Regions from separate parts of the Homo sapiens genome. Here all the other regions are linked to region 1. A link is a loop called in an ENCODE intact Hi-C map of the cell type or tissue named here. Cell type or tissue: endothelial cell of umbilical vein. All regions are shown on one strand.

Region 1 (8,000 bases):
AATGTGATATATTTGACTAGATGTATTATAGCAAAATATAGTGGTCTTTAGTACTTGGAGTACCCTTTCTGGACTAGGAGATGAATGGAGCAGGTGAAAGTAGGACAGGTTTCCTGTCTCCCTCCCTGGCTGCTGCAGTCCACTGTTGGCTTCTCTAACTCCCGTAATGTTTGCCATTTATAAAACACAGTATCACATTTAATTATATTTTGTGTTGTATTGTTCTTGAAAGTGTCTGGAAGACTTCAAGAAGAATTTTATGTCTGCTAGATTTTCAGCACCTTGTGGCAGAAACCATGTTGTGTCATTTAAAGAAAAAATATGCTTCATGGTTTCTTGCAGAGTTCTGGACACATAGCTAGTCTTCAATTAAATAGGAGATTAGGATAATTCAGTTCTGTATCAACAGGTTAAAGCAGTTATTAAGCAGCATGAAATACAGGTAAAAACAACTCTTTCAACCTTTTGAAAACTTTAATGTCTATCACTTTGTATGCAAAAAACAATTTTTTTTTTCATAACTTAGATAACCCAAGACAACCTGGCCTTTTGCTATGCAGGCCTATGTCATCTAGTGAAGAGTTGAGTCCACCAGCAGTTCTTCATTGAGGCAAAAGAAGAAAACAAACAAAAACAACAACAAATAAATCCGACTTTTAGCAAACCATCTCAAAATATTGCAACATACAAGAACATCAAAGAAACAAACAAAAATAATAATAATAATAATGCTTCCTTGGCTGACATGGAAATGTTTACTAGTCACTAGCATGATAGACCGTGCATGACCCAGGTCTTCGATTTGATTGTCAGTGGTAGATAATTAGCTTAGAATTCCCAGCAAAGGCAGGGTGCAGTGGGTTACTCCTGTAACCCACACTGGCTTTGCCTCCCTCTTTAATGAACCCTCAACTGATTCCTCAAGCCCACAATATTCCCTCCCAGCTGATTCCTTCAGCAGATGAGTTCTGATTCAAAGATGGTTTTGTTGCAAATCAGCTAGTTTAAGTAAAAGAGGTTTATCATAAGGACAGATAAGAAGCAGGACATATTTTTGGATCTCATCAACGGAGTCCTTGCATTTTATTTATTATTCTTATGGTAGCCTGACTCAGCATCCAACTTCCTTAATGCCTGTGTTACTAGTTTAAGTTCTTGAAAAAGTCACTGTGATTGGCCATGCAATGGATTGGCTGCACCTGTGTTGGTAACGAACCTCGCCCATCAGCTGTGGCTGGCTGTCTAGCTGGGATTAAAGAAACTGTTGTTTTGGAGTCTGGAAAATTAGGAAAATCTACTCTCTTCGGGCTAGACTGTATTAATATTTCTTTACTTTCAACAAGATGGAAATTTCAGTAGAGCAAGAAACAAGTCAAGCAATCACATACCCCTATGTTCCCTATCAATTGCAGCATCCTGGAGGCAAATCCAGGACAAGGCGGGCAAATCAGTTGATGCCAGGAGTTCTAGACCAGCCTGGCCAACATGATGAAACCCTGTCTCTACTAAAAATACAAAATAAAAATTAGCCAGATGTGGCCGGGCACGGTGGCTCACACCTGTAATCCCACCAGCACTTTAGGAGGCCGAGGTGGGTGGATTACGAGGTCAGGAGATCGAGACCATCCTGGCTAACACGGTGAAACCCCGTCTCTATTAAAAATACAAAAAAATTAGCTGGGCGTGGTGGCGGGTGCCTGTAGTCCCAGCTGCTCAGGAGGCTGAGGCAGGAGAATGGCATGAACCCGGGAGGCGGAGCTTGCAGTGAGCCGAGATTGCGCCACTGCACTCCAGCCTGGGCAACAGAGCGAGACTCTGTCTCAAAAAACAAACAAACAAACAAAAAATTAGCCAGACATGGTGATGTGTGTCTGTAGTCCCATCTCCTCAAGAGGCTGAGGTAGGAGAATTGCTTGAACCCAGGAGGTGGAGGTTGCAGTGAGCCAAGGTCCCACCACTGCACCCCAGCTTGTGCAACAAAGTGAGACTCCATCTCAAAATAATAGTCATAATAAATAAAGAATAAAAATAAAAAATAGAATTCACAGCAAATACTTTTATTTTGTCCACCTGCTGTAACTGAAATGGCAAAGGACTTCCTAAGGCAGGGCTGTTCTCAAATCCATAGTCTAGTTGTACAGACAATATCTGAACTTGAATAAGTCCCTTACAATGTTTGGACTTTACCTCTCAATACATAAATAGAGGTAGTAATATGTCATCTGGACAATACAGGCAATAATAGCCATCCAAAGATTAATAACAGGATTATTGCAAGGATTAAATAATGTGATGTGAATACATCCATAAACTGTGAAATGTGATATATTGTTGACGACATTAGTAACATACCTTTTTGTTCATCATTTTCTCATAGGGCAGAAATGGATACAGCATCTAAAACTCTCTTGATCATAAGGAATAATAGTCATTCGGCAATTTCCATAAGAAGAAAAATTCATGACATAGACTATTAGTGAAATGAGGTACCAGTATATAAACTTTTCTTCTCAAAACAACCGTCTTAGGTACATACAGTAGTTCCCCTTTTTCTGCAGTTTCACTTTCCATGGTTTCAGTTACCTAACGTCAACCATGGTCTGAAAATATTACAGTATTTAGAGAGAGACAGAGACCACATTCATGTAACTTTTATTACAGTATATTGTTATAATTGTTCTACTTTATTATTAGTGAGTGTTGTCAACCTTTTACTTTGCCTAATTTATAAATTAAACTTTATCTTAGGTATGTATGCATAGTATAGGGCTTGGTACTATCTGTGGTTTCAGGTATCCACTGGGGATCTTGGGACATATACCCTACTGATAAGGGGGACTACTGTATCACTGTTTATCACCATTTTACAGATCAGGAAACTGAGGTCACACAGCTGGCAAGTGGTAGAGTTGAGACTCAAGCCTTTTCTGGTGCCAAAGCTCCAATCTGTGCTCTTAAGCACAAATGAGCCTGATGACAAATTCTCAGACTGTGACTGAATGAGTGAGAGATGCCAGTTCTTAAACAAACACTGGGGAAAAGTTACCAGTGCAAATGGGGATTAGAAAGGAATCGTTCTTTTCCCTCCTGGATGTTTACACGGGTGGTTCACCCCATTCATGGGCAGGAAAACACAGGAAATCTGGGCTGTGAGTTGTTGGGATCTAAGGGAGCCCATGATTGACTCATGTGTTGTTTCTATACTATGCTTGCCAATTATATTTTTAAACAGCAGCTACTGTTATATACTTCTTTTTCCCTCTCAGGAGTTCACAAACAAGTTTTTAATTTTAAGGTCAAATTGGAGGTCACTCTCAAGGTATGGGAAATTCCATTCCCATGGCTGCGTCTGGACACAATTTCTTTCTCCCGCAGGGCATTGTGGAATGTAGTATCACAGACTGACAGGCAACGTGAGACACAGAACAAGGCTGCAGAAATGCACTTGGTGGGGAACATTTTTCTTCTATTTCAATATTAAAATGGGAAAGTAGAAAATCTGGAAAATAAAAAGTGCTGTCTCTACAAACGTTTGGGGTAGAAAGAAGCATCTCACTTTCACTTACAAAATTAGCTCTTTACTTTCTCAGACGTTATTAAATCTATTATAACCTTTCATCAGCAAATAGTCATGGGAGACTCTGAGTAACACTTGTCCTAGAAAAAGGCATGAAGACACCTGGCTTCTCCAGCTTTATTAGCTCAGCTAGTATTGATGATGATGAAATTAATTCAGATTATTGATATCTTGGCAACAGGAATGTCACCTGAGTATTTTATAAAAAGATGTAGAGGTATACAAATTCTTTCTAACTTCCTGGGAAAAGCAGGGACTAATCAATGCCACCCGATGTTCATCATAACTCTTATAAAGTAACACTCCTGACTTCTGCATAAAGAATTGTCCATTAGCTCAGCGGCCAGGTATCTAGGCAGGGCCAGTGCTCTAATCAGCAGCTTGTACTCTAATTATGGGCTTCTTTGAATACCCGTGATACCTTGTTTAAACTGCTGTCCCCTCTTCGCTTCCATACTGAACGAAAGTTAACGATATAAGCATGCTTGTTGTTGGTTGAGGCATTCAGCCCTGGTAAATAACTCTCTTGATTTTTGCTTTGGGTTCACAGATCTGTGGTGTCATGCCTCGTATAGACATGACTAAGTGACTTTAAAAACCATGGTTGTTGAAATCTGACCCAGGCTAAAAAAAAAATACTTACCAAAAAAAAAAAAATAGCTCAGTGTTCTCTTTGTGAAATGCCAGCTCCAATCTGCATGGAGCCCATGGTAAATTACCCACCTGTTTTCACTTACACAACATTAAAAAACACTTATACATCATTACATTCTTATATCATATTACTGAAAATGAATGCTAACACGATATGAGATAAACAGTGCTAATGAGGTAGAAGGTGGCTCCTATGCTCTCCTGATAGGATGACTATGGCCCTGATCAACTTTTGGTCATTGTATGAGACTCTTTGAATCTTGTTATCTTGACAAAGGGTAGAAAGAGGCTTTTGTTTCCAGCACCTGCTGTTTCTCCACATACTTGGACTACTTCTCAACAAAGTTAAGCTGAATCACTGCAAGACACTGAAACTTTATTAACTCATTGGAAATCAGGTTGATATTTTTTTGTGGACAATGTAGAAATACAGTTACTATGAACACACGAATGCCTTTTTTTTTTAATTTTAAAAGTGTAATTAGGATGTGGCCAGAATATTTATTTCTAATGGGAATAGCTTCTGTTTAGGCTAATAGAATATTCTCAAAACATTCTTGGATTGGGACCATCTTCAGAAAACTAATAGCAGGCCACACTGTACTTTCAACAGTAATTGTCAGCTGCACAAACAAAATCCATACTTTCCTTAAGAGAAAATTATACAATTACCATGGGAACAAAAGCCTCATTTTGTTTAATTTGCTTCATGTTTACCAAAACGTATTGGTTATACCACCAGCTCCACCATCCCCCAACCAAACCCCATGAAAAAATATATTAGAGGACCATCAGAGTTCTGTTTCAGTAAGCTTTGTTTAAACAAGTGCTTTGGTGTGTTTTTTCACTGTCGGAGTAGGTTGCAGGAAGCATGGGTGACTGACCACGAAACATCGTGCCTTGTCTTAGGACTAAGATTCCACCAGATGGCTGGGAAGATGGTCTGCAGGTCCACAGGCTGTAGAAAGAGCAGGATGGCCCTGGCAGATAGGTAGGTTCTGCCTCCTTGAGATATGTATATATATGTATACGTATGTGTGTATGTGTGTGTATATATATGTGTGTGTGTATATATATATGTGTGTGTGTATATATATGTGTGTGTGTGTATATATATATGTTTGTGTGTGCATGTGTGTCTGCGTGTGTGTGAGTGTGCTTGAATCCTATTTTCTTCTTTGAGGGAGCCCCCAAAAATTCATCACCACAGTATCAAGGATTAGAGCAACTGATGAAATTTTGGACTTATTTCATGTTGTTTCTAATTAAAGTGGCCATAGGAATCTCCAGAAGTTATCTGAGAATTAAAAGAAAGTCACTACAAGGTGTAAGCCTCCAGAAGGTTGCAAGTTAGCCTTTACAACACCCTAAATTCCATGATCACTTCCTCTAAAAAGTGCTAGCAGATCCTTTGGTGAGTTCCATCAGGATGGGCTGTTCACGCATTTATGAAAGCATTTACTTGATTCTGCCTAAAATTATGGATTTTTATGTATCCTTCTTACCCACTAGACTATTTATTATGTGCCTACAAAATGTAGGTCAGTGCTAGGTACCCATTAAATATTGGTGGCTGTTGACTGGTGATTCCCTGAAAAAATACCAAAATAACCCATGATCAAGCAAAGCTGAGTCTTAGTAGCATCTCTGAGCAGGAAGGACAAAAGTGAGAAGCATATGAGGTTTTGGGGGTCAGGGGAGTTATGTGGGTGTATTGACATGGAGGGGATTGGCTGGGGAGGGTGATCTAATTGCAGTTGGGCAGGCTTGGGGATGTAATCATTTAGGATTACATAGACGGTAAGAATTTCTAGGACAATATTGAGTAAATATTTGTTTGATGAACCCTGAGAATGAGGTACTTACTCTAATAAGGGCTAATTGAGGAGGCTAGTAGTCTATCATCTGGGGGAAAAAAAGGATTTTGGAGAAATACTTGAAAGAAACAGTAAAATTACTGACAACTTTGTCTTCCTAGGCAAGAATTTCCAGGAATAGTAAAGTCAGGTTAATTTAGACAGTGAGCTTGTGATATCAGATGGTTTAAGCTCTCTCTATATATTTGGAAGATTGCACTTAGAGTTGATTTTTCTTCTTTTTTTTCTAACTTTAAAATTTTGGTTTCACCAAACTATAGAGGCTTAGCTCCTTAAAAGAAAAAAAAAAAAAGCAAACATCATAATGATAGTCAAAAGAAGATACTTTCTTTCTCTAAACTTAGATTTTCTAGAAGAAAACAAGATGACAGAATATAAATGTGAGATAGAAAATAGGAACAATGAGGAGAAAAGAACAATAAAATGGGCCACGTTTGGGGTCATTGTCCTAAAAATGTCCTTGATTATGTCAATTTAAATAATATTATGACTTTTTCCACAAGGAAGTAGTACTAATTGAACCACCAACTTAAAAATGAATAGCAGAGAACATTAAAAGGTCTACATAAAGTATCATAAAGAAATTCAGGGAGTGGCAAAGCAAACAAACAACTAAACAACCCAACTCTACATATGTACCACTTTGGGAGTCTTCTTGTTTGGAAGTGACTAAGGGCTGGCTTATAGTAAGGACTGAGTTAATGATTAATAAATAATTGGTTTTTGAAGCATGGACTTCATGTCAATACATGAAGCATGACTTAAGTCAATACAAATCACATTTGATGCTTAGAAATGCCACGTAATGCTTCTGAAAGGATTTGTTGCAAGTCTATAGGGAGTACATGCAATTATGTGAGGTGTTGCATGGAGAAGAAAGGCAAAGACATTGTTCCTTTTCTTCTCCGGGTCTGGCAGTCAGTGTAAAAATTAGAATTTCCAATGTTATAGGATCAGTTAGGCCAGGAAAGGCCTGACTAGGAGTTTGGTTAAAATTGATTTCAGTGTGATCCCAGCACTTTGGGAGGCCAAAGTGGGTGAATCACCTGAGATCAGGAGTTCGAGACCAGCCTGACCAACATGGTGATACCCCGACTCCACTAAAATTACAAAAATTAGCTGGGCGTAGTGGTGGGCACCTGTAATCCCAGCTACTTAGGAGGCTGAGGCAGGAGAATTGCTTGAACCTGGGAGGTGGAGGTTGCAGTGAGCTGATATCCTGCCTTTACACTCCAGCCTGGGCAACAGAGCGAGACTCTGTCTCAAAAACAAAAAACAAAAAACTGATTTCAGAAAGGCTCACAGGGACTGAACAGCAAGGGGTCATAGGTAGAAGTAGGAACCGGGCACTTCATTCTAAAGAGTAAGACTGGAAGGATCTTGGAGGTAGTTCAGGCAGGGGAAACCAGTAGTAGTGAGATTGGACCAGGCAAATAGACCAGCCCTGAGATGTGGGGAAGAAGCACACAGAGAAGGTCATTGGACAATGGAGATCATGATCCCAAAGCCAAGGGTTTTAGGAACCAGGAAATCAGGAATAGAAGAAAGAGGGATAAATAAAAGCTTAGAAATATAGGTAAGCAGAGACTAGAAAATGAGGTTTGGAGCTTAGGCAGCATCTGTTCAGAAGCCTTGGGGTCCCATCATCAGAGTTGTCTGAATCTGCAACTTCAGGGAGAAGTTGGAGCTCCTTGCATGTTTCTTTCTGTGGGGCAGGAGCTGGAGACAAAGGTTCTCAGGAAAGTTTTGTATCAGACAAATCCTCCAGGAGAACAGCTCCCTGGTTCCCATTGGATTTGTTTGGCCCTGCCCCTCCATATCATAGTTTGGATTCTCCAAGAAGCAGGTGCTGGGATAGAGTTAGAAGTGTGAATGGTTTATTGTGGAATAAT
Region 2 (8,000 bases), 290 kb after region 1:
TATGTTAAAGTGTCTCAGGTAGCTAATGACTGAAAAAGTACTGTGAATTCTATTTAGTAAGAAATTTCAGAACTGCTCCTATAGCCTGCTGGCAGAAGTAAACAATTATGTAAGGCAAGTGGGGGGAAACCTGAAATTTTGTTGGTCTCAAGTCTTACCCTATTGTTTGAGCCTCAAAAAAAAATTTACTGAATCAACTTACCATGTTGCTAAATAATGCAATGATTGTATTGCTCGTGTTTTAAGGAGAAGAGAGGTATAAACCGCATTCTTGGCCTCAGAATTCCATAGAAAAACACTTGTGCCAAGGTTACCTGCCTGTAAAGACCCAAGATTATATCCCATGTTTGATAATTTAATGTTTGGAACATAGTAAGCACAGATTTATGGTCTATTAACATTTAGGTATCACCAGCTATTTATCTTTTATTTTCTTGCTAGCTGCGTATACAACTGTGAAAGCTTAAGGCACTGTAGATTGCCATTGGGTCAGTCCTTAAAATTAATATTCCTGAGATTGCATTAAAGGAAAGAAAATATTAAAATATGTTTATGCTATATTCATAGAAGCTTACACATGGAAACAGAAATACATGCAACACATATAAATCTTTTTGTTTACATATGCAGCTTTTCTTCCAGCCATGATAAGGTGCCCTAGAAACATTCACTAGTCTTTGTAACACCCCAGAGGGTAAGTAGCAAGAATTCTTATCTTCATATTGCAGGTGAAATACCTAGGTAGGGGCAGATTAAATGACTTAGCCAGGTCACTCTCTAAGTCAGTTATGAAGCTAGAAATAAAACTCCAGGATCTTGACTTTTGGTTCCTACACAAGTATCAGACCCATCAGTATTTGTGCTTCTTCTCCTCACTTGAAAAGTAACCATTGATGTAAATCCTGTCCCTGTTAAGGAAATCTTGCTGTGTGGCACTAGCACACATGATACTGAGTCCCCGATGGGCAGTTAAGAGGGTACTCTGCTGTTGCAGTGAACAAGCTCAGGTAGCAAAAGGATATTGTTAAGCCAGTTTCTTGCAGACCAGGCCCTATGAAGAACATTATCAGAAGTTTCCATAACTTCAGAGAAAGTATTTTCATCTACTTTCTTACATTAGTTTCTCTTGAATAATTTCAGATTGCCCCTAGTGTTGGAATCAATCTTCTGAAAGGCTTGGTCCCTGTCCTCAGGAAGTGTATGTCCTACACAAATTAAGACCCGCTTAATCATAAACAAAGTAAGCATTAACATTAGTCTAGCCCTTCTGCACATATTCTCTTCCTCTCTCTTTGATCTTATTTTCTAATTTCTGGCTAATTTGATTAGTCTTGAACACCAGCGAGTGGCCAGAACCCTCAGCATTTCTCTTCCACAATGGCAGGCTGTAAACAGACTCTCAGACCCTCATTTGCGTGCTTGTCTGTCCATCAGCAGGAGCTAGGATCAAATCACGTCCAGTCTCTGCTTCCTCCTCCCCAGGTTGGCACACGAGGGGCTGATGGCTCACGTCACAAAGGTACTCTGTGTTCTGTTGCCTTTTTTCTGTGGAATAACTCCTTCTGGTATGACTTCACTTTTCTGTTAGTGAGCACTTTCCCCCATAAATATGCCTGAACAGGTGTTACTCTGCTGCTAACTGAGTTTCCAGCTGTCCTCCTCCAACACAGACCCAGCAAAATCTGTTGTTTCGTCCTTTTAGGCAGACTAGAGAAGCGCCTAGCCTGAGATGGAGGTCTTCCTTGCAGGATATGGCCGTTCTGCTGCCAGAAGATGGTCCGGAAAGCCTGGCTGGCTAACAAAGACAGGCCTTCAGCGGCTGGGTGTAGTTCCAGTTCTGCATCCCCTTTGGCAGAAACACAGAGGCTGCTGCAGTGTGGCCAGCCAGCGAAATTAGGAAATAAGGACCTCTTTTATTTACTCAGGCTGCTGAATCATGGGCATTCCTGTCTGCTTGGAGAAAAGTCAGGCGGCTCTACTTTCCACTGAAAGTCTCAGGAGTGTTGGAGACTTTCATCTCGGAGTGTTCACACACTTGTTTTAATGTGCTTTATGGAAATGGTGAAACTCAGCAAGTACAGTTGCTGTAGAAAAACATCTGCACTAACCATGCACACACATTTGCATCTTTAAATAGACTTTTTAGGCCACAGAGCTGGTTTCTAGCAAAGCTTTTTCGGCAGTAAGAGCTACAGCTCTCGGAGAGTCAGCTCAAGTGAAGAGACTGGTTTCAAAAATTAAAATTTAACATGGACATGTTAAGTACTTCACATTGAAATGCAGAAAACTTGCCATCACCCAGAAAGACAGTCCCTGTAAGTAGCACTTAGTGCCAAAGGGAAAAAAAGTTAAAGTTGATTCAGGAACCTGAGTTGAAAGAATCTTCTACAGTTTCTTCCACGTGTAAAAAGAAATTGACATCGTTTAAACCTATATTCACCATTTAAGCTTAGTTTGCACTGTGGCTGCCAAAAAGCCTAAGTTAATGGGGATGGATAACTCTCAAAGTCTTAGGTAGACCTCAGAGTATGTTGGCGGGGAGACCATCACCACAAAAGTCTTGGAGGAGTCTGATACCTGAAGAGTGTGGACCAACCCGCTTGGAGTAGTGAGTCCCTGTGTGTTCTTTGGAGAACACAATCCATTTACAGTACTGGCAAATGAGAGTTTTTACATTTTATATTTTAAAACAGAAATCAGCCTTTCAGGGATGCTTTATTTATTTTTCTATAAGTATTATTCCTTGCTCAAACTATTTACTTCTGCTCAATCCCCACGCCTTATGACTTCTAGAGGGGGTGTTGTGTAATTTCCTTTACAAAGACAAGTAATGGGGACTGGAGAGAAGAAAGAAAAGGTTTCTGCTCTCTTGAATCCTGGTTAAAACCTTGATCCTAACCTTCAGCTCACTTGACGTGTCACTGAAATTTACAAGCTTAAGAGAACAGTTATATAATAGATATAGTCAGGCATGGACCACAGACAAGAACCTGAATTAAGCCTGGTGTTAGGGATTGCATAATTTTTATAATGGTCCATTGCTCTATAATTCTTTATGTATTTGTAAAAAATATATCATACCTGGACACAATCTGCAATTTAATTATAAATTCACTTGCTCAATTTTCAAGCTCAATAGTTACATCCTTCTAGGCTGGATGCATTACAAATTCTGATTCACTGTTTTCCCCAAATGTATAAATGAGAAGATGTGTTTGAAAATATTTTTTAAATGAAATAGCAGGATTTAAGCCTAAAAGATAAATGTGAAATGTGGTAGATTTTACCTAGAATGTTGAGTACATTTAATAGATGGCCTTTTTTTTCAATTAGGGTAAATATTTGAAACCTTGATTTGTTTCAGGTATATTAGCTTTAGGTGACAACACTTTTTTAAGGGGAAAACTAGATCATTATTGAGTTTTTTTGCTTTTAGTTAAATTTTTTTTTTTGTATGTTGAGTGGTGAGTTGAGTTTATCTGCATATGTTCCTGGTGTATTCACTTTAAGTATAAATCACATCCACATCCATCAGACCCTTTCTTATGCTGGAAACATGTTGGGTTATAGAGTCCTATAAATGAGGATGCAAAATCATGCGGTTTTCAACTTGTATGGCGAAGCTTTGTTGCAGTGGGCAAGGATCCAGGAATGGTGTTTGGTTGTTTTCTCAGAGTGAGAGGGTTGCCATCTGGCATTGATAGTGAGATGGTGTTGTCATCAGTTTCTAGATGCAGGAAAGGAATGATCCTCATCTGTTTCCTGTGGATAAGGAAGAGGCTGACAATCTAGTAAAATCTTGTTACCTTAAAGAAAGCAGACATGGAATTCGTTTACATAATGCTCACCAGTTTCTACTTTTATATTAATCATTTAGCTTGCTAGTGAACTTCAGCTTTGAAGAATTTAAAAACTTATTTGAACATACTCTAATTGAATACCATTAGAATATTCTAATAATGCTCTAACTGAGCCTCTTATTCTAACTGAAACACTATCCCCACCAGCTCCACTCCATGGTCTTTACTTGTGTGTTTTTTTGAAAAATCGTGCTCCTTTGGAGAGTGGAAAGCTTTTAAAGTTTCTTCTGATCTTGAATAATAGGTTATGAAAAGCAAAAAAGAGGTTTCACAACCTGCTTTGAGATGGTCTTATTTTCCACTTGGATATCAAGAAAGCAACAGAAATAACAGTGCACGTTTGCTAAGAACATAGTTTTTAAAATCACCTAATATAAGGTAACATTCCTTTATGGATAACTTGCTAAGTTTATATCTGGCTCTCAGTCTTGTTTGTCTTCTTTTTGTCACTCATAAATCTTTCAGCATTTACCATAATCATTTATCACTTTTCCTGTTTCCAGTTTTTCACAAGTTGCTTTGTCTCTGCTCACCTCAAAGTGCAGGTCCTGTTTAGCTAAGGAAGTTCAGGCTGCTGAAGCTTTTGCAAAAGGAAGATATGGTGGGCCACCTCTTGAACTTTCCAAACAAAATACACTATTAAAATCTGGCCCTTGTGAAACTCTCATTTTTTCTTGATCCTAGCTGATCCTAGCTACATGTAATATCTAGCAGTACCCTTCTAACATTTAATAATCCATTTTCTGGCCTATGGAATTCGAATTTCAGTTATTGAAGAAATCCTGGTTATCTTTCATTACACAAGACATAATTATTATTGTGTTTTCTGTCTTCTTTCATGTGCTTACTTTTTAATATTTTTTTGCTGAAAGCAATAAGGTCTGTATCAATAAGAACCCCGTAACAGATTTTGGTCTGCAGAATTGCCTTTTTATATAAAAACAAGCAAAATGCAGAGGGAATTTTTTATTAAATATTAGACATCTGGGTTGACTGCATTAATTTTAAATCATTCCCGTAATATTTCCTCTTTTCATTTGGTTCTTCAGATGCTCACATAATATGCAAATCATTTTAGAAGGAATACAAAAGAAACATTAAATATATTAAAATCTGCATTTTAATAAAATTGTCAATGTGTAATATATACCTTGCTTCTAAGGAAGAATGATAAAAAGTAATAAAAGGGTAATTTAGACATAGAACTATTTAATATCCTCTTATATTTTACAACTCAACAAAAAGTAAATGCAGAATAACTGCTTTGGGCTCAGATTTGAAAATGTCTCACTCAAATATTCTCTCTTTTCATTTTGTTTTTTCTTGAAAGATTCAAGAGGGCCCAACTCTGCGTGCTGGTTGAAATGCTACGGTAAACTCACTCTTGAATCTCAACATGTCAGATGAAATTTGTCATTGCTTCTTGTTGCAGATGGAGTGGATGTTGAAGATGATCCGACTTGCTCTTGGCCAGCTTCCTCACCTTCTAGCAAGGATCAGACTTCCCCTAGCCATGGAGAAGGTTGCGATTTTGGAGAGGAAGAAGGTGGCCCTGGGCTTCCATACCCGTGTCAATTCTGTGACAAGTCGTTTAGCCGCCTCAGCTACCTAAAGCACCATGAGCAGAGTCACAGTGACAAACTGCCTTTCAAATGCACCTACTGCAGTAGGCTGTTCAAACACAAGCGCAGCCGAGATCGCCACATAAAACTCCACACCGGGGACAAGAAGTACCACTGCAGTGAATGTGATGCTGCGTTTTCCAGAAGTGATCACTTGAAGATCCACTTAAAGACTCACACGTCCAACAAGCCATATAAATGTGCCATTTGTCGCCGTGGGTTTCTGTCCTCTAGTTCCTTACACGGACACATGCAGGTTCATGAGAGGAACAAGGACGGCTCTCAGTCCGGTTCCAGGATGGAGGACTGGAAGATGAAGGACACTCAGAAGTGCAGTCAGTGTGAGGAAGGCTTTGACTTCCCGGAAGACCTCCAAAAACACATTGCAGAGTGCCACCCCGAATGCTCCCCAAATGAGGACCGAGCGGCCCTCCAGTGTGTCTACTGCCACGAGCTCTTCGTAGAGGAGACCTCCCTCATGAACCACATGGAGCAGGTGCATAGCGGGGAGAAGAAGAACTCATGCAGCATTTGTTCTGAGAGTTTCCACACAGTTGAGGAACTGTACAGCCACATGGACAGTCACCAGCAACCGGAGTCATGCAATCACAGCAACAGCCCTTCCCTGGTCACGGTGGGCTATACCTCCGTGTCCAGTACGACTCCAGATTCCAACCTCTCAGTGGACAGCTCAACCATGGTGGAAGCTGCCCCGCCAATCCCAAAGAGTCGAGGGAGGAAGAGGGCCGCTCAACAAACCCCTGACATGACTGGTCCCTCGAGTAAACAAGCAAAAGTTACCTACAGCTGTATTTACTGCAACAAACAATTATTTTCAAGTCTTGCAGTTCTGCAGATTCACCTGAAAACTATGCACTTAGATAAGCCAGAACAGGCCCATATTTGTCAGTATTGCTTGGAGGTCCTGCCCTCACTCTATAACCTAAATGAACATCTTAAGCAAGTGCATGAAGCTCAGGACCCAGGTCTGATTGTTTCTGCCATGCCTGCCATTGTCTACCAGTGTAACTTCTGTTCCGAAGTTGTCAACGACCTCAACACTCTTCAGGAACACATCCGATGTTCTCATGGATTTGCAAACCCTGCAGCTAAAGATAGTAATGCATTCTTTTGTCCCCATTGCTATATGGGGTTTCTCACTGACTCTTCCCTGGAAGAGCATATTAGACAGGTTCATTGTGACCTCAGTGGCTCCCGATTTGGGTCTCCAGTGCTTGGGACTCCCAAAGAACCAGTAGTAGAAGTCTATTCTTGTTCCTATTGTACAAATTCGCCAATATTCAACAGCGTTCTTAAACTGAACAAGCATATCAAAGAGAATCATAAAAACATTCCCTTGGCCCTGAATTATATCCACAATGGGAAGAAATCCAGGGCCTTAAGCCCCCTATCTCCTGTGGCCATAGAGCAGACATCTCTTAAGATGATGCAGGCAGTAGGAGGTGCACCTGCACGTCCCACTGGAGAATATATCTGTAATCAATGTGGTGCTAAGTACACATCCCTAGACAGCTTTCAGACTCACCTAAAAACTCATCTCGACACTGTGCTTCCAAAATTGACCTGTCCTCAGTGCAACAAGGAATTCCCCAACCAAGAATCCTTGCTGAAGCATGTTACCATTCACTTTATGATCACTTCAACGTATTACATCTGTGAGAGTTGTGACAAGCAATTCACATCAGTGGATGACCTTCAGAAACACCTGCTGGACATGCACACCTTTGTCTTCTTTCGCTGCACCCTCTGCCAGGAAGTTTTTGACTCAAAAGTCTCCATTCAGCTCCACTTGGCTGTGAAGCACAGTAACGAAAAGAAAGTCTATAGGTGCACATCTTGCAACTGGGACTTCCGCAACGAAACTGACTTGCAGCTCCATGTGAAACACAACCACCTGGAAAACCAAGGGAAAGTGCATAAGTGCATTTTCTGCGGTGAGTCCTTTGGCACCGAGGTGGAGCTGCAATGCCACATCACCACTCACAGTAAGAAGTACAACTGCAAGTTCTGTAGCAAAGCCTTCCATGCGATCATTTTGTTAGAAAAACACTTGCGAGAAAAACACTGTGTATTCGAAACCAAGACACCCAACTGTGGAACAAATGGAGCTTCCGAGCAAGTGCAGAAAGAGGAAGTGGAGCTGCAGACTTTGCTGACCAACAGCCAGGAGTCCCACAACAGTCACGATGGGAGCGAAGAAGACGTTGACACCTCTGAGCCTATGTACGGCTGCGACATTTGTGGGGCAGCCTACACTATGGAAACTTTGCTGCAGAATCACCAGCTCCGAGACCACAACATCAGACCTGGAGAAAGTGCCATCGTGAAAAAGAAAGCTGAGCTCATTAAAGGGAATTACAAGTGCAACGTGTGCTCTCGAACCTTCTTCTCCGAAAATGGCCTCCGGGAACATATGCAGACCCACCTAGGCCCTGTCAAACACTACATGTGCCCTATTTGCGGAGAGCGGTTTCCCTCCCTTTTAACTCTTACTGAA
Region 3 (8,000 bases), 310 kb before region 1:
TTGGATATCCTTTGGGTTATAACCAATGCTAGTGTTAATTATTTTGTTTCTTCAATCATTCTTGCTCTGGCCATTGGGAATTCTTTGAGGTTGTCTCCTGTGTCATTTTGACCTGCCCTTGTCATTGTGGCTGTGGTGTCTCTGAGTGTGTTTTGTGCACTTCCTTACCTTCTGGCATTGCAAGATGCTCCAGGCTCATATTGTGTATGTTGTATCTTCCCTGTCTCAGCCCTGGAATCAGCCATTTCTCCAGAGAGGCTTGGTTGCATATATTGAAGAATGGTATTTAAAAACCAATATCTGGTCACTGGGTGTGATTGTTGCTGCTGTGTCACTGCTTCTAAGTTTTTAAGTAAAGAAATAATATAACTGTAATTGGAGAATGTCCTGGCAGGCAATTGTCAGGGGATACTGCAGGAGACGGTGAGGACACCATGCTGATTGATTGCCCTGGCAAGACAGGAGGATGTACTGAACCTCGGCAGTGGCAGCACCAGTGGAAAGGAGGGTGAGGGAGTTTGTGGCTCATCTAGACATTGGTCTCCAGCAGTTATAGCCTGAGTCCTACTCTGCTACTTGCCGGCTATGACCTTGGACAATATGAATGTCCTTGGACAAGTCATTCGACCTTTCTTTGCCTTAGTTTCCTCATCTAAAAAAAAAAAGCTAACAACACCTGTTGAGAGAATCAAATGAAAGAAAATGTGAAAATCCTTGGCGATTCCAAATCACTGTCCCAATGGGAGGAACTTCAGTGTAACAGCTTTTCCCTATGCTTTTTTTGCTAGTGAGGGTCTAGCTGCTTAGGGAGGCAAAGGAGAATGGGTATTGTCATGGCACAGGCAGGAGAAAATTGCCTAGAAAAAGGCTGAATACATCCAGCCAATCTGGGTGTAAACCAGAAATCTGCAGGTCCCGGGGGAGCAGAGCAAAGCCATAGAACGTATGCAAGGCAGCAGTGACCAGCAAAGGGTGACAACCAGGTGGGAGCTTTTGCCCAACAGCTTCTGCAGAGTTCCCAGGGCGTTCAGGGGTGGTTCCCCAAGCATGGCTGGCCTGGGGCAGTGCCGCCTGCTTTAGCCAGGCACCACGAGGCTATAGAAGGATGTTCATCGGAGACGCTTGACTTCACTGGGGCAAAAAAGGTCACAAAGCATATTTCTGCTCACCCTTGCAAATTAGGATGTATGGTCTGGAAATGACTTTTTCTGATTTGTACTTACACGGTGTGGAAAACATAACAGTATGCCCTTGTGCTGTAGCCCAATATCCCAGGCTGCAGAGGTCTTGCTGTTAGCTAGCCAAGCGCCCACTCTAAGACCCAAGATGTCTTGTGTTTGAGATTTAAGTAATGTATTCCAAACCATTGTGGAGCCCTCAAGGAGGGCTTGAGAAGTGAGTGGTTTTTCTGTTCTGTTCCACGCCTAAGCCTCCCACTGTTTATCTCAGAAGTGTGGGCCCTGGTCCAGCACCCTCACCATAGGCAGAGGGACTTCCTCCTCCCTTCTTCCCATCCCCTTCTCCCCCATCCCTCCTGGGGGCCTTTCCTGTGTCCTTCATCTCCTCCTTGGTTCACTATGCTCAGGAGCTCGCTTCTTGTTCCCTTGCTCTCTGGCTTCTCACTACCTCTCAGGACGCTGAGGGAGGGCTGGGGTGGGGTGAGGCGGGGAAGATGTCTTTAGTGGTTCTGCCCTTGGGATGAATTATCTGCAAAATAATTACATCTTCCCAAGGCACAGGCTAACAATCCTGTGGGGAATTAGGCTGAAAGGGGCCTCGGTGTCTTCCAGCAATATTTGTTTAGTATGTGCAACTCCTAGGAGGAGGAAGAGAGAGGAAAATATACATTATTTCTAAAGAATAAGATAATACCTAATTGTCTTAGGTTATTTGGACTGCGATAACAAAATGGCTTAGCTTGGGTAATTTATAAACAACAGAAATTTATTGCTCACAGTTCTGGAAGCTGGGAAGTCCAAGATCAAGGCGCTGGTACATTCCGTGTCTGGTGAGGGCCCACTTCTCACAGATGATGATTCTAGCTGTATCCTCACATGGGGAAAGGGGCCAACAAGCTCCCTCAGGCCTCTTTTTTTTCACAGTTAAAAATTTTTGGTTGACACATAATTATACAAATATATTGGTTACAGTGTGATATTTCAATACTTGTATGCACTGCATAGTGATCAAATTAGGGTAATAAGCTTATCCATCACCTAAAATAGTATCATTTCTTCTTACTGGGGAGATTCAAAATTCTCTCTTCCAGCTATTTGAAAATATAGAGTAAATTGTTGTTAACTATAGTCACCCTACAGTGCTATAGAATGCTAGAACTCATTCCTTCTATCTAGCTGTAATTTTGTATCCATTACCCAACTTCTCCCTATCCCTGCCTTCCCCTACCCTTCCCAGCCTCTAGTAACCACTATTCTACTCTCTACTGTGAATCAACTTATTTACCTTCCACATATGAGTGAAGATGTGCGATATTTACCTTTCTGTGTCCCTCAGGCCTGTCGCATCGAAGCACTAATCCCATTCATGAGAGTGGAACCAGCATGACCTAATCACGTCCCAACGGTCCCCTCCTTTAATACTACCACATTGGAGAGTAGGTTTCAACATATGAATTTTGGGGACCACCAGCATTCAGACCATAGCATTGAGTGTGTTCAATATTTGAGGCTCTTTGTGCATGAAATAGTCTCAGTATTCCCATCATATAGGCACCATTATTATCCTCATTTTATCAATGGGGAAACTGAGGCTCAGAGAGGTGAAATAACTTACCCATGTCTCACAGCTAGTAAGGGACAGAGCAGGGTTTCAAAATCAGGTCAATCTCTCTTCAGAGCCTACACAATGCCTCCATACAAAGCTACAGAATGATATCTCATATGGTAAGAAATTCTAGGATGGATGTGCATGTCTGAGATCAGAAATGTCTGAGAAAATTGGGGATAAGTGGGTGCCACGAGAGAGGGCATCTGCATCTGAGTAACAGACAGATAGACAGCAATCTGGACAGAACCAAGGCCTGGCTGGGGAGGCAGTTCTGCTGCCACATGGGGGCGCATGACCCCATTCCCTGCACTGCTGGCTATGGCTCCCGAGCCCACTATTTTTCCTTACACAACCTAGCAACTGTTCTTCCACAGCTGCTCCTTTGGTTCAACTTTCCAATACAGCATAGTCTTTTACATAATTTAGGGACTTCTTTAATTTGCTGGGTTTATAGTCCAGAAGGTTTCTAGGGGAAATTTCTTGTAAGTGGGCACTTGAAGTCCAAGGCCTAATGATTTCTCTTTACTTTTTTTTTTTTTTGGTCTCTGAACCTGGATAGGAATGATCTGTTGACATTTTGATCATATAGAGGACATACCAAATTTTGCATTTGCTGAAAGCAGAAAATATTTGCATGCAAAAGAACCAGAAGGTTTGAGATATTCACATTGTACATACCTAATATTTTGAACAAATACCTTTTGCTGCGTAGTAAACAAACCCAAAACTTATTGGCTTAAAAACAACTTAATATCATCTCTCCAAATTCTGTGGATTGACTGGACTCAGCTGAAAGATTCTTGCCAGGAGTGTCTCATGTGATTGAAGTTAGACACAGCTGAGGCTGGAATCAGTTGAAGGCAGGAGACTCAAGTGGCTTCTTCACCCCCATGTTTGGCACTGCAGCTGAAGGCTGGCTTGGAGGAGGGCAGACCAGACATTTTTCTCTTTCCATGGGTCTGTCCTTAGCATGTTGTCACAGGGTAGTTGGACTGTGACACACTAGACAGCTTCCCCCAGAACAAAATCTTCAAGGTTGCTTATGACATAACTTTGGAAGCCATTCCAAGTGATTCTGTCACATTCTCTGGATCGCACGTTCTCTGTGGAAAGGGACTATATATTACTCATGAATGACAGGAGGCGTGATTCACTGCGGGGGGCGGGGGCATCTTTGAAGAGTGATTACCTTAGTTTGCACCCTGCTGCCAATAATTCATGTCCCTCCACGTGCAAAATACACTCACCCCTCCCCATAACACCCTGTCCTCCTCCCCAAATCTTGTTTTATTTAGGCATCAGTCTCATTATCTATTCTATGTAACAAATAATCCATGACCTATTCTCATTACCTATTGCTATATAACAAAGCACGCCATAAGTTAGTGTCTTAAAAACAACTACCACTTTATTATTAGGATTCTGTGGATTGTTAGAGCTCTGGGCAGTTTTGCTGCCTGTAATCTTGGCTCAGGCTCTGGCCATCCAAGGCTTGGCTGGGCTGGAAAGTGCAGATGACTCACTACATGGCTGGCCTTTGAGACTTGCAGTCCAGGTCTTTAACAGAATGAGAAGCATGGGTAGCCCTAGGCTGTGCCTTGTGTAGTTCAGGACTGGTTTGGACCTCTGTCTGGGCCACAGTCAGACTAATCTCAGCCAGTAGACACGTGACTTGCAGGAGATTTCCTTCAAGCTGAATATATATATAATATATATAAAAATATATAAAATATAAAATATATAATATATATAAAATATATAATATATTAAAAAATATATATATAAAATATATATATTTTGTAATTGGTTGGTAGGGCTACAGGGCACCCAGAACTGAATGGGTGAGTACTTCCAATGGCTATCTTGCACACTCACCCTTACTTCAGCCTTCACTAGCTGCTTTAGAAATCACCATGGTGTATATTTTCTCTCTTTCACTCATGTGCTTTCTGTCTTCCGTTCATGGTGACCAGCAGTGAGAAGATTTGGTGGAAAATGTGTATATCGTAAAGGAAACCCATTAATGCTCAACCATTGCCACAATTGCCAGTGCTCCCCCACTCCATCCAGCTAACAAGAACTGTTAGTATCTTGTTTGCCCTCTTGTTACAATCCATAAACGTATGTGGAGTTTGCACAGTTAATCTTGGAGAGCACCTTGCTAGATATGGTGAGAACCAGAAATAGTTCTCCACCCTGAAGGGCTTATTGTACCATAAGGGAGAAAAGACGAATGTACAAGAAACTTTATCATGTTGTGATAAAGAATGAGGGCTGTAGGAAAGTTACAAAAACTCCATGTTGTAGGAGGTCAGAGGACAGAAGAATTCCACTCCCGTATTCTGGCTTTGACTCTCCTTCTAGCTCTAAACAGATGTTTACATTTCACACTCCACTTTCCCCATATAGATAATAAGGAAAACATAACTCCTTTTACAAGTATCACCGAGGAGCAGTGAGAGTCTGTGACAAGGTATCTGTAAAGGTTTGGGATTTTATTTTTGTAGAGTCCAAACACATCTTTAACCTTACAGGTGCTTGGGATGGAAAGAGGAGGTAGAGTGGTTTAGATATGTGTATGTACATGTGTATATGTGCGTGTGTGTGTGTGCGCATGTGCATGTGTGTGACAGTCATGCTCCAAATGAGGCCTCAGGGGGTAATAAAAAGAGGGCCTGCTGGGACCACCAATTTCTTTTTCCCATCTGTGATGGCTGGGGCCCTGTGCTTCACACTGGGAAGGGTATTACTGAACTCTCCTCAGTCTTGTGGTGCGGTCGCCTTTAATTCATATTTGCATGTGTCGTGAGACCAGCCAGGCAGCTGAACACTGCCCAGGAGTGGAGCTTGTGATGATGGAGAGAAATGAAATCACTGTTTAATGAGAATTGGTGAGATAAGGTCCACAGATGGACCATTCGGAGGGCTGTGTTTGAACCACGGTATCCCATTCATTTTATAATACACCTTACTGTGGGCTTAAATTGCATTCTTGGAAAATTTAGCCCAGCATGACTAGTTCTTGTTAGAATAGCATCACTCACCTAATGTTGTGTTCAATAAGCCTGTTGCATAAAAGGTTATCATGTAATTTTTATCATTATAAGTCTCCAGTGCTTCCAGAACTTACCTTCAAAAGAGTGAAAATGATATTTCATATATCCACAGTTGTATTTCAAAGTAAGTTCTAAAAAGCCACATGCCTCAGTTTACCCTTTGGAATTTGCCTATCTTTTTTTTACAGCGTTATTGTTATAAATCAACTTTCTAAAAGAATATACCAGTGATATTTGCCTATAGCTTTCAAGCTTTGATTAATGTTTTAATGGTGTTTGTCCCTATTTTAATCCATGTAGTATATTGAACTAAGCCTGGGGTTTAGAGTTAGATGAGCTAGGGTCTGAATCCCAACTCTTCCCAATTACTAGCTGTGATGATGGTTAAATCACATAGTGATTCTAAGCAATCATTGTCAATGGAGTTGAAAGGATTTAAATTAAGGTAGGTACAAAAGGCATAGCACACTGCCTATCACATAGTATGTACTCAATAATCAATTTCAGCTATTATTATTGTCATCAGTAAGAATGACAAAATGTGTGCTTTAGACCTCTAAACAGCTTGACTAGATCTTTCTCTGAAAATTTCACCTTGCTTTGTTTCATTTGTATCTGCAGAGTCGCTGTTCTTATCAGAAGAACCATTATGCACAGCTAATTTCAGGTTCATGAGTTCTTAAGCACAGTGGGAAACTAATAAATCAATTAAACATATATTTCATAAGAGATTGCTATATTTATATGTGCATACATAAATATAATTTTAACAATGAAAAGTAGCTTGTCATGAATAGTTTATTTCATGAGATAAAAATAAAAGGAAAACAATAAACACTACTTCAAAATGCAATGCTATGTAACACAGAAATGAAATTCCACAAGATCTTGTGGTTCTCTGTGTTACATTCAAAAAGAGTAACAGATAACAAGATGGCTGGCCACAATGTGAGATATACTGTTGGAGAAAATTGTCCAGTGTTTTGAAAGGAAAGGAAAAGCCTTCTAGGAATTTCTCATCACAGAGAATTTAGACTGAAGGAATTTGCCACGGTGTTTTCTGAATAGCCTTAGAATTTTATATTGGATTTAAAAATTGGGTTAGGGAGGGAGTGGCTCCTCAGAATGAAGCTTTTCCAGGCTCCCTTTTACTTTGTTTTTGCCTGGGGCATTATTTTTTGTTTGCCAAGACCAGCTGCTTCCTCGCTAGCCAGGTTTCCGTTTAGTGGCCCAGGGCGGCTTCTCTGATGTCGGGGAATTTGCCCCTCTGAGGTTGGAGCGGGCAGCTGTGTGTCCCCAGGCTGGGCGAGGGGGCTGAGCTGCCTGGAGGCCTGGATGGCTGCATTCTGCTGCCGCACTTTCACCGGTATCTCTTCGCGGATCTTCAACAAATGTGACCTCTGCCAACCTCGTCTGAGCTCATCAGCTCTGCTGCCTCTGGGACCCAGGAGGGAGACAAAGGGGGCTGGGTCAGCGTTGGATGCCAGCTATTTTTTTCCACATGGTCTCTGGGAACAGTTAACTAATCATATCAGACCCAAAAATGATTTAAACCTTTCCTAGCTACTAAGCACGGGAACTGTTGCTGGCACACAAACAAATCCCAAACTATCTCAACATGATAACACAAGCTTTTTAAATTTTAGAGTAAAATGTATCATTAATCAACCATCAACAAGTATTCATTCATTTATTATGTGCTGTGCTCTGTGATGTGGGGGAGACAGAGTGGAAAGCTCAGCCTTCTCTGAACGAGCAGGTTGGATCATTGTGGGTAAAGCTGGTCCTCCACCCATCCTGGATGGACCCCTTTATTACAGAAATGTTGTTAGGGGTTGAATTGCATCCCCTGAGATTTATTTGTTGAAATCCACACTTCTCCCTCCCCTGTACTGCAGAATGTGACCTTATTTGGAAATCGAGTTGTTGCAGATACAGTTAGTTCAGGTGAGTCATACTACAACAGGGTGGCCCCTAATCCAATATGACTGGTGTCCTTATAAACGGGGGAAATTGGGACACAGACATGCACACAGGGAGAATGCCATGTGGACACTGGAGTTATGTTGTTCTAAGCCAAGAAACTGTCAGAGCTGGAAGAGAGGCGAGAGCAGATCCTTCCCCAGTGTCTTCAGAGAGAGCAGGGCCCTACTGACA

The links. Peaks named below come from ENCODE experiments on the same cell type or tissue, not always from the same donor. Only the 100,000 strongest peaks of a DNase experiment are listed, where the experiment ranks them.
Region 2: a loop joins it to region 1, with 15 times the contacts of the local background. A loop is called at or near these places in 2 of 110 quality-filtered maps.
Region 3: it touches region 1 in a loop (10-fold over the local background); 2 of 110 quality-filtered maps call a loop at or near these places.

What each region holds. Positions count from the first base shown.
Region 1 is chr18:25,513,457-25,521,456 of GRCh38, reverse strand. No RefSeq gene overlaps it. Among named protein-coding and RNA genes, the nearest start is that of ZNF521, 170 kb to the right of the region's middle. RefSeq lists an enhancer at 2,475-2,644. In endothelial cell of umbilical vein, no CTCF peak of the experiment used is centred here; a DNase peak (open chromatin) is centred at 3,136; H3K27ac peaks cover 3,014 bases.
Region 2 is chr18:25,224,990-25,232,989 of GRCh38, reverse strand. It overlaps ZNF521 (zinc finger protein 521), which reads left to right. Exons shown (of 8, transcript NM_015461.3): 4 at 5,293-8,000. Among named protein-coding and RNA genes, the nearest start is that of ZNF521, 120 kb to the left of the region's middle. RefSeq lists enhancers at 1,929-2,048, 2,970-4,620. In endothelial cell of umbilical vein, no CTCF peak of the experiment used is centred here; DNase peaks (open chromatin) are centred at 1,859, 3,669 and 4,389; H3K27ac peaks cover 5,425 bases.
Region 3 is chr18:25,827,287-25,835,286 of GRCh38, reverse strand. No RefSeq gene overlaps it. Among named protein-coding and RNA genes, the nearest start is that of SS18, 260 kb to the left of the region's middle. RefSeq lists enhancers at 6,689-7,188, 7,189-7,690. In endothelial cell of umbilical vein, a CTCF peak has its summit at 3,059 (motif pointing right); DNase peaks (open chromatin) are centred at 3,096 and 4,296; H3K27me3 peaks cover 480 bases.